2 separate regions of the Homo sapiens genome follow, and region 2 is linked to region 1. A link is an interaction called in ENCODE POLR2A ChIA-PET data of the cell type or tissue named here. Cell type or tissue: PC-9. All regions are shown on one strand. Each heading gives the region's core, and the rest is flanking DNA. Links, peaks and the distances in the headings are about the cores only.

What was found. ChIA-PET counts read pairs that join two places held together with the same protein. Peaks named below come from ENCODE experiments on the same cell type or tissue, not always from the same donor. Only the 100,000 strongest peaks of a DNase experiment are listed, where the experiment ranks them.
Region 2: POLR2A ChIA-PET joins it to region 1 with 5 read pairs; 2 of 35 experiments call an interaction of 5 or more read pairs at or near these places.

Annotation. Positions count from the first base shown.
Region 1 is chr1:246,099,791-246,107,412 of GRCh38, reverse strand. All of the region lies in intron 5 of SMYD3 (SET and MYND domain containing 3), which reads left to right. Among named protein-coding and RNA genes, the nearest start is that of SMYD3-AS1, 5.0 kb to the left of the region's middle. In PC-9, for the core only: no CTCF peak of the experiment used is centred there; no DNase peak of the experiment used is centred there.
Region 2 is chr1:246,302,572-246,310,193 of GRCh38, reverse strand. All of the region lies in intron 5 of SMYD3 (SET and MYND domain containing 3), which reads left to right. Among named protein-coding and RNA genes, the nearest start is that of SMYD3-IT1, 16 kb to the left of the region's middle. RefSeq lists enhancers at 2,146-4,245, 3,309-4,508. In PC-9, for the core only: no CTCF peak of the experiment used is centred there; no DNase peak of the experiment used is centred there; H3K27ac peaks cover 820 bases.

The DNA.
Region 1 (7,622 bases), core at 2,139-6,138:
TATAAGGTCGCATATTTAAAGAGCAATCTGTGATGAGATATGTTGGCTTCATTTTCTGTTTGTTTTCTAAAGAAAGGAAAAATAGATACATTTCCATTTCAAAATTCTTTTTTTTTTTCTTTTTTTGCGATGGAATCTTGCTCTGTCACCCAGGCTGGAGTGCAGTGGCGCAATCTCGGCTCACTGCAAGCTCCGCCTCCCAGGTTCACACCATTCTCCTGCCTCAACCTCCCGAGTAGCTGGGACTACAGGCGCCTGCCACCACGCCTGGCTAATTTTTTGTATTTTTAGTAGAGACGGGGTTTCACCGTGGTCTCGATCTCCTGACCTTGTGATCCGCCCGCCTCAGCCTCCCAAAGTGCTGGGATTACAGGCGTGAGCCACCGTGCCCGGCCTTCAAAATTCTTTTTAAGAGCCTATTATATGCCCAACTCTTGTATTACTTTCTCTTTTTTCACGTTCACACCAACCCTACTTGAGAGCTGTTTTTCTCCTCACTTTGCTGTTGAGAACAGTGTTTCGGAGAGTTTAAGGAATCTATACAAGTCCCTTAGTAGTTCATATCAGAGGTTGTTTTACACCCAGGTTTTCTGTCATAAGACAGAAGCTTTGAAACTGCCTCCATTGTCCCCATGGCTCCACATAGGCCAGAGGGCTTCCAGATGCTGATAACATTGATGAAGAGGGAAGGTCAGAGACTAGACCTCAGTTGGAAGCTGTGGCAGTTGTGCTGTGAAAACCCACCAGAGGGAAGAGACGTTTCAATTCTTCTTTCATAACCACGGAAATCCTAAGTGACTTGTGGCACCTCGGTATATTAGGACTTCTCATTTCAGAAAGTTAATGGTCTTCTCTCCTCTCTGTCAGTGTGATGTATGTAACCACTGATTAGCTGACTCATTTGTTCAGTTGGCAGATACAGAGGCGATCAGTTTACTCGCCTTGCTGTTTAAAAATCATGATAATTTTGCACTCCCTTTGAGAAATGGGTAAGTTCAGAAATCAGTTTTGGGACTATCTTTATTTAACTAAGGCATAAGTGACTGCACCTTCAGCAAATTTAATTCCTGGCTTCAGACTGCAGTAATCTTAAATGAGACATTTTGTTGTATGCTTATAACCTCAGGGATTTTATCTGCTGCCGTCGTGGTCTTTTGAGGAGGATTCTCCTGTTGCAAAGGATGTCTACAATGTAATGAATGGCAAGAAGTATCAGGAGTATTTTGAGTGCTTAAACCCATCCGAGGTTTATTAATTTTCCGGATATGGGTTAACATGGTTCCATGAATAGGCACAAGGCCTAGAGAGTAGGATTAGGAAGGTTTCCAGGGATTCTGAACTCATGTCAAGCAAAACTGGCATGCTGGGCAGCTAAGTCAACTGAATAGGGAAAAGACTTTGAAAGTGCTTTATCTCACTGCATAATGTTTGTCAATTTCATTCAATTAATTTACAGCTGCAGGGCTCATGAGGCTGAAATTAAAGTTTTGTAAAGTTTCGATAAGGAGGCAGCCAAACAAGTTTGATTAGCAGTGGATGTTTTGGAAATGAGTTGGCAGCCATGCAAAAATAGAGGGTTTGAATTTCAGGAGGCACGTTGGCATGGCAGTGCCCATTTGATTAACCGTGGAAAGCCCATTACTTTCCACCTGGCATTTCGGGCATTTCTTTTCTCTGTGTGTCTTCTCTGAGGTAACCTCTAACATTGGAATAAACATCTTTTTAGTTAAGTCTCATCAGCCCATTGTTCTTAGTCTGTTTTATTAGCAATAAATCCGTTGTCTGTGTTATTCTTTCTACAGCCATACAACATGCTCTTTAGTCTTTCTTTCCAAATTGTAGACATTTCAGTAAGGTGTTTCTCCCTCTGCAGGTTGGGGCAGCACAGGGCCTTTCACTTGGAGTTCAGGAGTTGAGTTGTATGAGTTGTGGCTGAAGGGTCACAGACAAGGGGGCACAGCACCTTTTCACATAATATTTAGCAGGCTAGAGTCTGTACAATAACATTGATCATTGTTCATTTTTAGTGCTTTTTTTTTGGTGAAATAAAACATGACCCTAATCCTCAACAGGAAAATTTCATCCTCCTAAACGGGATTTGGTGCTGACAAAGATTCTTTGCTTTTCTAAACTTTAGTCAGGTTCCTGAACTCTGTCCCCACCAGGGCCCATCTGTGCATTTTAGCAAGGACCCTGCTAAGTCAATTTAGCCAGAACCCCAGTCCTTCATATCTGATCAGTCTCAGTGTCTGATCGGCTTCCTCATCCCCCATCGGGTGATGTGTCATCATCTTGGCCTGTCTTTGGCAAGAATCCTGTTAGGATGGTGTGGCCAGAATGTCCTCTTACCTGTGATTTTGCCTCTTAATAATTTTTCATTCACCGACTGCCACCCTCCTCTTTGGCTATAAATTCCCACTTGCCGATGCTGTGTTTGGATTCAGCCTGGGGTCTTGACTGAGATCTCTTTCCCCCTGTTGCTGTAGTCCTGATAAAAAATATTTTCATTGCTCTGCTCTCCAGCTCTGCTTTTCCTTTGACAGTAGCCTATTTAAAAAATGATATAGGAGCAGGAGGGGGAACGCAAGGGTTGGGGAAGGACATAGAGGTGGTTTCAACTGTATCTATAATTTTTTTTTTATCATGGGGAGGAAAGGTCTCAAGCGAATATGGAAGGTAAACATGAGGAAATTGGTTCTGGTACACTGGAGTTTCTTATTTTACTCCCTTTGCTTTTTAAACTGTCTCGCGAAAGGCTTGTGTTATTTTTCCCCCCATTTCCAGTCTGTCCCAGACGAATATCGTCCTATTGCAACATGACCAGCCTGCAGCTCTTGCCCCATGTGTCACTTTTATACACAAGTTCGACAAGACCCGAACCAGCCAGTACCTTCTCCCAGGAGACGAGCCCACTCAGCCTGCATTTTGATGGATCAGCCGTGTCACATTGCTGTAGAAATTTCTAAATACTTATTCTTTTTATTTTGTTTCTTATTTCACAGTGGATCCACAACAGTCTCTGGTGAACAGCATGCTCTGAGTAGCACCGTTCTAGTCTTTGTATACCAGGGATGTTTCACAGTAAATGTTTAAATCATTTTGGACATATTTATGTTTTCAAAGTATTTTATGTTAACTCATTTACCCAGTTCTGCATATTCGCTCTTACAAGTGGGTGATTCTTTTATTCCACAAATTTATCTCCATCTTGGAGCTTTGTTAGGTGCTCCTGAAAATTCAGTGGTAAGACTTGTTCTTGCCTTATCTCAGCCAGTGAATATTCAAAGATGTGTAATTCATAGACTTTTCTTTCAAAGGAGCTCCCATTTTAGAGTGGAGCTAGAACTAATAGTTTGTGTTCCATACCAGGCGTATAAGATAAATGCTACAGAAACCCTGAAAAGAGTCATGATTTGTAATTGGGCAGGTTGAAAGGTTTTATAGAAGAATGGCCCATCTGAACAAGGTTTTCTTCAAGGATGAGTAGGGAGTTTTCAGGGTGACAGAGGGATAAAGTCAAAGGAAAAAAGCATGAGCACAAATGAGGAGAGATGGCACACAGCACCTGCTGAGAAGTGATCAGCAGATGGGTGGGTTCTAGAATGCACCCAGGGAGGTGAGGTTAGAAAGGTAGAATGAAGCAAGACAGTATAAGGCTTTGATTTTCACACTAATAATTTTGAGCTTTTTCTTATTCACATGAGAAGATTTTAAGGCATGATCAGTTTTGGTTAGAGCCCAGGCGCATAAAGAGTGGGTTATGAAAGGGAGAGACTAGAAGGGGAGAGATTAGTTAAGAGGTTGTCAAAACAGTCTAAATAAGAGATGATAACGACCTCAACTATAGCAGTGGCTCTGGGAATTTAGAGGAGGGAATAAATCTGAGGGCTGTCTCAGAGGTGAAAGTGAATGAGTGGGGTTTGGGAAGAGATGGGGGGCCAGGTGAGGAGCACGAGCTTTTTTTTTTTTCTTTTTACATGGACAAACTGAATCACAGGGAGGGACATGTTTTCCTGTGGATGAAGATACAGATAATTTTTGCATCCAAGAGGAGAGAGAAGCATCACTCTCGATAGCCTTAATATTCTGTTCTCAAAATAATCAACATTATTTCAGGAATGAGAGTATAAGAAATAAAATTAAGGACAGTGGGAAAATATAAATTTGTCTTGGGGAATGTGATGGGGCCTTCTGTATTATAACAGCTAGAATCTTGACTGACAGTTTTCTGATATAGACCTTTAGTTCTCATGTTTGAACTCCCTATATTCATTTGTTCATTCTTCAATATTTATTGACAGCTTACCTTGTAAGAATCATTGTATTATGAGTTGTGGATAGAAATACAAGACATAAATCCTGCCCTCAGGTAGCTCACGTTTTAAAGTGGAGGACAGGCACTTAAATACAGCAGTGTGGTTGGAGTGGATAGGCTCACAGGAGCCGTAGCAAAATTAGCAAATCTTGCTGAGAATGTGGGGCCATGAATGTCAGTGAAGGAGAATAGTTTTTGTTTTTTGTTTTGATAGAGACAGGGTCCCCTTCTGTTACCCAGGCTGGGGTGCACTTGTATGATCATAGCTCACTGCTGCTTTAAACACTTGGGTTTAATACCACCTCAGCCTCCGGAGTAGGTAGGATTATTATTATTATTATTTTTTTTTTTTTTGAGAGCCAAGGTCTCACTTTGTTGGCCAGGCCAGTCTCCAACTCATGGCCTCAAGCAATCCTCCTGCCTCAGCCTCCCAAAGCACTGGGATTACAGGTGTGAGCCACCATGCCTGGCCTAGAATACTGTTAGGAGATGAGAACGTGCTAGCCGGTGAAAACAAGAGAGACATTCCAAGAAGGGACTGTAGGGTTTAGAGGAAGAGATGGCTGGGGCCAGATTCTCAGAGGCTGGGTTCTATATGGCATGTGAGAATTTGTGGTTGAGTGAGAAAGAGAGGAACAGCGATTAAAGGGTTTACCCTTTAATGGAGAAGTAAGCAACCAAATGGAGTTTCAGTGGGATTGTGCTGGCCATTATGGAGAAGGGGATCTGAGATGTAGAGAAGAAGGGAGACACCTGAGAGACGGTGCAGTGGTTCAGGTGAGAAATATTTGGAATCTGAACTAGAGCAGCAATATTGGGGACAGACTAAAGAGTTAATAAATAGAAAGTAAAATTGGTAGGACATCGAGGTGGATTCAAGTCAGAAAGTAGGAGAGAGGCAAGGAGTTCGAGGTGACACAGGTTCAAGCTTGAGCTACGTACATAGTGGAAGCATTGCTAAGAGCCTGTGCGTGCTGGGAAGAAGGATGATGAGTTCAGCTCCAGAAACCATATGAGGTGCCTGGAGATCTTTAGCAGGCAGTTATGTACTCAGATGCAAAGGTCTGTGGAGAAATTAAAGCCGGATAGAACTTTGGGAATCATCAGCATTTAGGAATAGATTGTTAAAATGGATAATGGAGGTATTTACGTAGGCCGAACAAAGAGAATTTCAAACACCTGCATCCTGTTTAATTCTTCAGTTTAAATTTACCAACAAACATAAAAGGTAGGAGATTGGGCTGCTTTCAGGGCATTGAGCTCAAAAGACAGAAAGAGGCAATTTATGTGTCACTTAATGTTTATCTTACGCTTGCCTACCGGGAAGAGTGAAAAGATGTTAAAGAAAAAGAGGGAATCTTTTCATTCCTTGAACTGTTGTGTTGAATAAATTTTAAAGAAAAAGAAGCAAAATGAAATAACTTGAGAACAAGAACCTAACCGCATATGAACATAATTTACATGCCATAAAATACCATTTTCAATGTACAATTAAATGATTTTTATAAAATTTACATAAGCCATATTTTTTAAAGTATTAAAAGACAGTTATGAGCTAAGCTTTTAAGTACAGTGATGATTGAGAGTGTGATAAAAATACTGCAGGTAGCATTTAATTAGGGAAATTCCTGCCAGTTGAAAGATGTGGATGGGGATTGGCAGAGATTGAAGGAACAGCCATTTTGTGCCAGACACTCTGCTGGAAGAGGAGCAGATAAACGGGCGAGTCTGGGAGCATTTTAAGCAGCATTTAAAGGATAATAAGGTCCTGTCTTCACTAAGCCATTGACATGAATGTGATACTTTTATATTTGTTTCTGTTTTCTGACTTTAGCCCTAGGAAAATAAAGGGTCATACTAGCATTGCAGTTATTTTCTCACATAAAAAATTATATTTGGCTGCTTCTAATTGGAAGTATCTATTTTAAGCTCAACTAACCCTAACATCTCAGGTAACTGTGGACAGAACTTCACATATTATAAGCGTCTTACTCTGTAAAAAAAAAAAAAAAAAAAAAAAAAAAAACAAAAAACCCCTAAAAATACATATTACTAGTGATGTATTCATTTAAACAAGCTATGACGATTTATCTAGTTTCTGGAAGATACTGAAACTTGATCATTTCTTTGCTGCAGTGACCTACAGCATAAGTTAAATGGTAGTTTTAGTTGATTATGCTTTATTTTATTTTGTTTTTTAAGTCAAAGCCTGTTTTTCTCCATGATAATATCCTCCTCATGGTAAGACTGCATGGACAAGAAGTTGCATAGAGAATAGAGTGTTCGTGGGATCTTTCTATAACTTGTAAGCAAAGGAGGCTTTGGGTTTGCTGTGGATCGTCCTCTGGAGAGTCGCATTCATTTTCTCAGAGGAGCTCTGTCCCAGGATGCTCAGGAATATAAAAAATAAAAGTGCAAAAGGAAAGAGGACGTGGCAGAGCCGACCTTTTCCAACTCTGAGGGTGAATATCTTCTGTCTTGGGAGGATGGTGACAAGCTTGGACTTGGAACCAGAACCCTGGTCTCTTGAGCCATGTTTGTCCAGTCCTGAGCGTCAGCAAGCAGTCAGGGAGGAGGGAAAGCAAGGGTTGCAGGCAGATCTGTGGAAAAAGTGAGCTTTGGTATGAGTTGACATAGGCATTGCCTGTTGGTGTGGTAATTGCCCAGTGGAGACGTCCACAGGCCTTGGAGTGACTCCTGAGTGGGGCCATCTGACTCGTCATGCTGCCAGGCAGCGGCAGGTCACAGTTGACATGTTTTCCCATTTCTTCACTACCTACCTGGCTTTTCCACAAAAATGAACTCCCTTTTAATCATCATTTCTGCAGTCTATTTAGAGAGTATGAAAAGCTTATACTAATCTAAAATAAACTTTTTTTTGTTTTAATGCGTTGAAGTCTTGCTCTGTCACCAGGCTAGAGTGCAATGGCGCAACCATAGCTCACCACGGCCTTGAACTCCTGGGCTCAAGGGATCCTCTTACCTCAGCCTCCAAAGTAGCTGGGACTACCAGCATGAGCCATCATGCCTGTCTTCCCAATCTATGTATTAGTGCCAGTAAAACAATTAAGAAGAGTGAATATATTAGATAAATATATCCTAGCACATTCCGAAGATGAATAGAATTTATTATGATTTTAAATCGCCCACTCCAGTTTTTCCTTTGGCACGGAGAACTGAAAGCTGCATATCAGTGCTGGGCTGTCCATAAATACTTACTAGTCATTGTACTGTTAACAGTTATTTAATGATTTAATCAGAAAAGACTGGCTTTGGATTTCTGATGAGGTAATGAGAATTGGCATTT
Region 2 (7,622 bases), core at 1,677-5,676, 200 kb before region 1:
AGGTCTTGTTCATTGGAGCTGCCAAGTTACTAATTACTTCTAATTATCTTTATAGCAAAATGATAAACATAGAATTCAGTGCTGTATTGTACAGCAAATTTTTTTCCTGAAAACATTGCTTATAATGTTTATAAATAATATACCAGGTTATATTAACTAGGAAAATTTAGAGTTTAACAGGGTTCTATTATGAACCTTTTTGTGGAAGAAGATTTATTTTGGCAAGCTCATTGCTCTGTCTTAAAAACCTAGATTTCCTCATGTAGTGTCTGGTATTCCATAAAGTAAAGCTCATTTGCAGTCAGTTAAATCTTTTTCTTTTTTCTTTTGCAGAGACAAATCATTTTTTAAATGGAGTTCACCAGATTCTTAGGGCCTATTTGAACTTATATTTCTAGAATTGGGTGGGATCTGCCTTTCTAAATTATAATTCATAGGAAGAGTGCTATGGAATTGGCTAGTAAAGACTCTTGGCCGTGAAGGCAATGTCTCAGCAAGTGGCTTCCTCTTTTCTAAAACCTCATTAGTGTCCTTGGGAGCATTTCATTGATAAATACCTATCCCACAGTCCAGCTTGCTTTTTTCTGAATGTAATTTCAAAGCCCGGTAACTTCAGTAGATTTTTTTGATTGACCACAGTAGACACAGAGTATGAGAAACAAAATAGAATCCTCAAACTTTCTACCTGGTAAACAGAGGAAGTAAGGATAGTGTTTTCAGGGGCATTCATTTTCAGGCAGCCATTCAGTTCTGACATGTTTGATGTATTGGAGTTTTTGGTTATTCTATTCCTGTTTGTGGTGAACTCTCTAGTTCACTATACCTTCGTCTGGCTGGAGGAGTATGATAATCCAAGTGCCTGCTTTTATTTTCTTGTCTGCATGTATTTTATATTTCTGTTTTCCCATCCATGGCATAATGTGATCATGTATTTTGATAAATGCATTGTTTTGCTAGAATTGTAGCCTAGTCTGTGAAATGAAAATTAAATGAGAATTAAACTTTTTTTTAACAATTAAGCTTTTTTTAACTTTTTTTTAGTATTGCTAGTATTAAACTTTTTTTCACAATTAAAAAATACATATTGGTTTTGGAGGCACCTTTGATGTTCTACTAATTATATTAATACAGAACGGATGCTTCTTAAAAACTTTTAGTGCAAATAAGCTTTTAAAATCTTAGTATCTTAGGCACATAAGTAATTTTCATTTTTTAGATGGATAATAAAATCTTACTATCTTAGGCACATAAGTAATTTTACATTTTTTAGATGGATAATAAAATCTTACTATCTTAGGCCTGTGAGTCATTTTACATTTTTTAGATGGATACTAGTTTAGGTGCCCATTTTGATGTTGTTTTTAAAAATACTGACCTTACAGTCCTTTCCATCTTTATTTTTGAGTGACAGCAGAATCCCGAGTATAAGAAAATGTGATTAATTCTCCCATATTGAAGTCATTTAATCATGCTTTGCCTAACAGCTGCTTTCTATTCAGTACACTGAACATAAAATTCTGGAGTGCCTTTGTGCTATCATAAATTGTAAATGTGAACCATTCTTCCTCTTAAGTATCATATGGTATTGCTGTTTTGAATTTGTCAGTTTGGTAGGGGGTTTTTCTAGAGATTGCTGTTGTAGTCGGCTAGGAGGGCCTTCTTCTGGGACGAAACTCTCTCCCTCATTCTCTATATCACTGTGATATTTAGTATTATATTATTATAATATTTAGTATTATTTGTTTGCAGTAAAGAAGTGGGGGAAAATTGGTTTGACTTGTCATCCTTTTATTTCTATGGCATATTGAAAAAGTGGACAAATAGGGCCAAAACAAAGCAGTGGGATTCTTACTTGGCTCTTTTAGGTCAGAAAGAACCAGTTTAATAAATTTCAGTTCAACAAATTTGTACTGACTCTATTCACAGCACCATGTGGAGAAATAAGGATAATTAAGACTTCATTTCCGCCCTGTCTGGTAGGATAAATGAAAGAAATATATAAATAAATATAGTTATATTGAAGATTCGTTGAAAGCAAAACTGTGCTGCCTTCTTTTTGTAAATCTTGCTTTCCACGTTCAGTACATGGAGGTGCTCACAGTATTCTCCAGCAGACTGCGATAATGGTGATGCGGAGACCTAAGATGGAGATTTGGAGTGGGGAGATCATTTGATTTGGCCTTTAATGGAAGATACTGTAGGTGGAAGAGTCAGTGCTGACTTCCTAGAATTTAACAGTCACCATTGCAAATAGGCTACCGAGGTACCTGGAGTTGAGATTAGATCCTTGTGACTGGATGCCAAGGAGCTTCTTGCTGCTGGTTCATGCTTGACGGACGTGCCTGTTTTGGGTTAGGAGCAGTTGATTTCAGGTTTCCCCTGCAATTTATGCCTGGGGCTGTTCTAGTGAGCCTCACTTCCCTTTGTGAGCCCTCCTCGTGCTGCTTTCTCTTCCTGATAAGAATCCCCTAATTTGGCCGGGCGCGGTGGCTCACGCCTGTAGTCCCAGCACTTTGGGAGGCCGAGGCGGGCGGATCATGAGGTCAGGAGATCGAGACCATCCCGGCTAAAACGGTGAAACCCCGTCTCTACTAAAAATACAAAAAATTAGCCGGGCGTGGTGGCGGGCGCCTGTAGTCCCAGCTACTCGGGAGGCTGAGGCAGGAGAATGGCGTGAACCCGGGAGGCGGAGCTTGCAGTGAGCCGAGATCACGCCACTGCACTCCAGCCTGGGCGACAGAGCGAGACTCCGTCTCAAAAAAAAAAAAAAAAAAAAAAAAGAATCCCCTAATTTATGAGAGCAGGGTTCTTCAAATGGGAAACGTGGCTGTAGGCCTTTGTTTGTTTATTTTGCTTTTTGTTTTCTGCTTTTCAGAATAAACTGAGAAGGATTTTTAGAAAGACATGAAGAGAAAGAGCCACTTAAGGTGACTCAGGATTTGGGATCTCAGGTGGTTTGAGATCTATAAAAGAAGAGAGTTTCAAAAAGGAGGTGGCCAATATATAAAAGGACAAATTCAGCACTAAATACAGCAATTAGAAATTCAGCGGAGCTATTTTTCATGTGGACTAAAAGTGTGAAAACTATTTTATACTCCAGAGTAGAAGCTGAGTGATTAGGCTTCTCCTGTTTTTACCAAAATGATAAGTTGTTTCTCAGAATATATTGCTCTGAATGAAAAGCTGAGTTGTTTTTTTTTTCATTCTTAAGAAAAACCCATCCTCCCCTATGTTTGAAACTCAAAGTTACTTCCATCTGACTTGATGTCAGGTCATTGGTCTGAGGATCAGCCAGTGTGTTTTGAAGTACTGTATCTCACCAGGAACCACAGAGTCACTTAAATCCTACATGACTCGGCAAAATCCTTGTCATTAGGATTGGCTTTGCCAAGTCATTTAGGATTAGTAAACTTGTGACTGTTTTGTTCTGTAATGAAAATGTCTAGCGTGAAGAACAGAGGTCAAAATGATCTTATCTGAGCGAGTTTGCTTCAATTAATTCTTTGTAGTGCAGAGTTTTACAATATTACACCTTAAAAGTGGTGTACAAATTTAATTTTGGTAATACTTATACCATAATAAATTGGAGATAGAGGTTTATTTTTATGTATTGTGTGATCTCTTAAGTATTATACTAAAGTACTAAAGTGACTATCCATTGAAAAGCCATATCTGTTAGTGGTTCCACCATGCTGTTAAGGTATTATAATTTTAGAGTATAAAATATAGTTTTATTCATGAGCATTCAAATAGGAAAAATATATCTGTCCCAGTTTCTAATTTTTTTTTTATTTCAAGGGAAAAAATGGCACAAAGTTTGAAGATACACCCCGCTGAATTTTTTTTTGAGACGGAGTCTTGCTCTGTCACCCATGCTGGAGTGCAGTGGCACAATCTTTGCCCATTGCAACCTCTGCCTCCTGGGCTCGAGTGATTCTCCTGCCTCAGCCTCCCAAGTAGCTGGGACTATGGGACTACAGGCAGGCGCCACCACGCCCTGCTAATTTTTGTATTTTCAGTAGAGATAGGATTTCGTCATGTTGTCCTGGCTGGTCTCAAACTCCTGACCTCAAGTGATCCGCCTCCCAATGTGCTGGGATCCTGTTGAATATTTTTAATGCAGCTTAAATTTGTATAAGCCTTCAATTTTGATTTGTAATGAAGACAGGAGCAGAAATATATTTTGTGGTGCCACCAAGAGAGTTCAGCAAATCCACTGTAAGTTGTGTGAGTACATGGCTCACCTATCAACAATAGCTCTTTCTAAACTTGAAGGTGAGAACTTTAGTAATTTTGCTTTGTCATGGTTGAACGCTGCCATTAGACATCAAGAGCAAATTAAAGAGGAGAGTTGGGCTGTTAAATATCATACTCATTTATTAAGATAAGATAATGACTGAAAATTGTAGGACAAGCTAACTTTGTGTACTTTTTGAAGAAAGGAACCTTAAAATGTTTTTTTATTCCTTCATGTTAGATTTTGTAATTAAGAATTCTGTGGTAATTAATACAAAGTCTGACTTTAGTTAGAATGTTTCTCTAAATATGACTATGGAAGCCCATGTGTTATTTCAAATAATCTTCTTCAAATAGCTATATTTCCTTTATCATCCTTATTTGTTTATTTGACATGGTGTCACGTTATCCCTCTTTAATATTCATTTTTAAGCAGATTTATGAGAAAATACCCCTTATCTGTACATTATAAAATGGATGCAGCCTGAATTGACCATTAACTTTTTTTTCTAATGTAACAAAGCTGTGAAATTAGCATGATTCCTAATATTTTATGTTAAAAAGATGATTTGTGTTACATTGAAGATAACAAGGAAGCTCTTCTGCTGAGGCTTGTGTTGAAATGAGATTTTCTATAATTCTATTAAATTGTTGTTGGAGTTCAACATTTTTCTGGAAGCGATTCTGTATCTTCTTGTAAGATTTTAGAATAAAATATGAAACAGAATCTTTAATCATTGTTTCACTGAATGAGGTCTGTGCTCCTCAAAATGAGTGCTCCGAACCCTTTCGGATTCAGCATTACTGTGAGAGATTTAGGACACCTTCTCATGTAAGCTTATGGCAACCTCAGGAAAAGGGACTTATGTTAGGCAATAGATTGTAAAGTAACACATGCTCCTTATTCCAAGTAATCGTATGAGAATTTAGCTTCTATCTTCTGTGCCTGTTGCAGGGTGTAAGACCAAGCAGGTATATGTTAGTTGTTCCTGGTGGGCTGTAGCAAGCAAGGCTGCTCTTAATGATGGAGTGCAGGAACATAAAAAATCTCAACAAAGATGAAAGTTTCATGTCTCATTGGTAGTTTTTAAAAACAAACAAGCCGCAGCCCACAGAGGTTTATCATGGGGCTTTTCCTCTTTACATATGAAGTTATTAATTTGTAGCCTATGGCTCAGAAAGCAGCAGAGGCATTGACAGAACATTAAGTTCAAACTTAATGTCAAGAGTTGTACAGCGATTAGGCTGCAGGGGGTGTATTTTAAAGATAATGGTGACTGTGTGGCTAATGGGATAAATGCTTGGGATAAAGAGAAAACTCCAAACTCTAGCAGTGCTAGTAAGTGGATTTTCATGCTTTGGGCTTGCTTTACTTGGCTTTGAGGCTAAACATCAAAATCTTTATGATACCTTTTTCCTCTCTATTTTTTTTCCTGCTTATGTATTCATTGAAGTCTATTTTTATCATATTTTCAGTTGCTGGTCATTTACTAATGTTCAGAGAAATATGTACTTTTATGGCATATGTACACATTACATTGAAAGTCTTTCATGTTTATTATTTTTACAATGTGCTTTGAACTAGTTTTTTAAACTGAAATAAATTTCTATATGTATTATGGCTATGTCCATGGGAATGACTTCAAGTTCATTATATTTTGCTGCCTGCTTTATACAGATTTATACTATTTGTTTTGTACGTGTGCTATATAGGAGTTCATGCAAATGTATTTTGTATTATGGCTTGTTTTCTTAGTTACGAGCATCTGAAATATAGTATCTTTATTTAATACTATCACATACATAAAACTATAATTTCATTTACCAGTAAAATTATTATGCTTTGTTCTCTGCTAAGTATTTGTTGACCCAATATGTATTACAAATAACTTTGTGATGTTATATTTTGTTTTTAGGTTAGTAGACTATCATTGAATATCCTGAACTTATTTCCAACTGGATTCCAGTCTAAAGTAGATGAACACAATAATTAGTTTCCTTCTACAAAATCACTTTAAAATCACTCTCAATACACGTGTTGTAGAAAGTATTTTTTAGTCAATTGCCTGCCCTAGTTCTTTGTATCACTGGGATGCATCTGTCTGCCTGTGCATCTTCTGTGCTAGCAAACATGATATGGACAAACTGAATTTTTGTAATTAGAATGCTATTTTAAATGTACCAGAATGTACACTTAAATAGAATCCAATAATAATAGCTGATATTTATTGAGGGCTTCCTATGTGTCAAGCTGTGTTCTAAGTACTTTATCGCTGTACACATTTTTCTATTGCTGCATAATAAATTACTACAGTCAGCCATCTGTATCTTTGGGTTCTTCATAGATTCAATCACCACAAATAAAATATGTTTGAAATGAAAAATAACAGTACAATAAAAATAATATAAAATTTAAAAAAGAGTATAACAACTAATTTATATAGTGTTTACATTATATTAGGTATTATAAGTGTATAGATTTAAAGTATACAGGAGGATAGGTACAGGCTATATGCACATAGTATGCCATGTAATCTAAGGGACTTGAGCACCTGTGGATTTTGGTATCCACAGGGGTGCTAGAGTCAATACTGAGGGAGGAATGTATGATCTTAGTGGCTTAAAACAGCACTCATTTATTATACAGAGTGTGTACTCCAGGGGTGCAGGAATCTTGGGGCCACCTTAAAATTCTGCCAACCACAATAAGTATCAACTCATGCACTCCTCACAGCAACTCTGTGAAGCAGGCACTATTATTAGCAGAATTTTATACTTGAGGACACTTGGTCAAAGGAGTCACAGAACAACAAAGTAGGAGAGCCTGGGTAGGAACTCAGGCAGCCTGACTTGAGAGCATAGACTCTGTCTGCTCTTCAGCTATTGTTGTGTTAGGAGCTCAGTGCTGTAGCTATTCATTCCATTGCTTTTTCTGTATATCCGCAATTCTCTCTTCTTTCTCTTGTCATATAGTGTTCCGTAGAAGACCCACATATTTGTGGTGTTTAGGAAACCTTTACTTGGGTCCACATACCTTTTGTATGGATTTGATTTTACTTTCTTGGCCATTTAAGTAACCTCTGAGTCACAAAGCTAACTGCTGGATCCTGCCTCATAGACTTGCTTATTGGTTCTGTATGTTGCTATAAACTCATTCTTTTGCTATTAACTCCTGCCAGTTCTTGTAAAGTCTAGATTGAGCTTTTTGTTGGAAAATTGGGAGTTGTGGCCATATTGGGTCAGTTTCCACATCGCAGTAATTTTCTTGAGCTGGGTAGCAGCCACCCCTTCGTGAAGCATGAACTGTCCAATTTGCTATACTCAGCCTACTTAGCTAACCCTAACCCATTCTATTCAGTCTTCATCTGAACTTAAACTTGAAATAT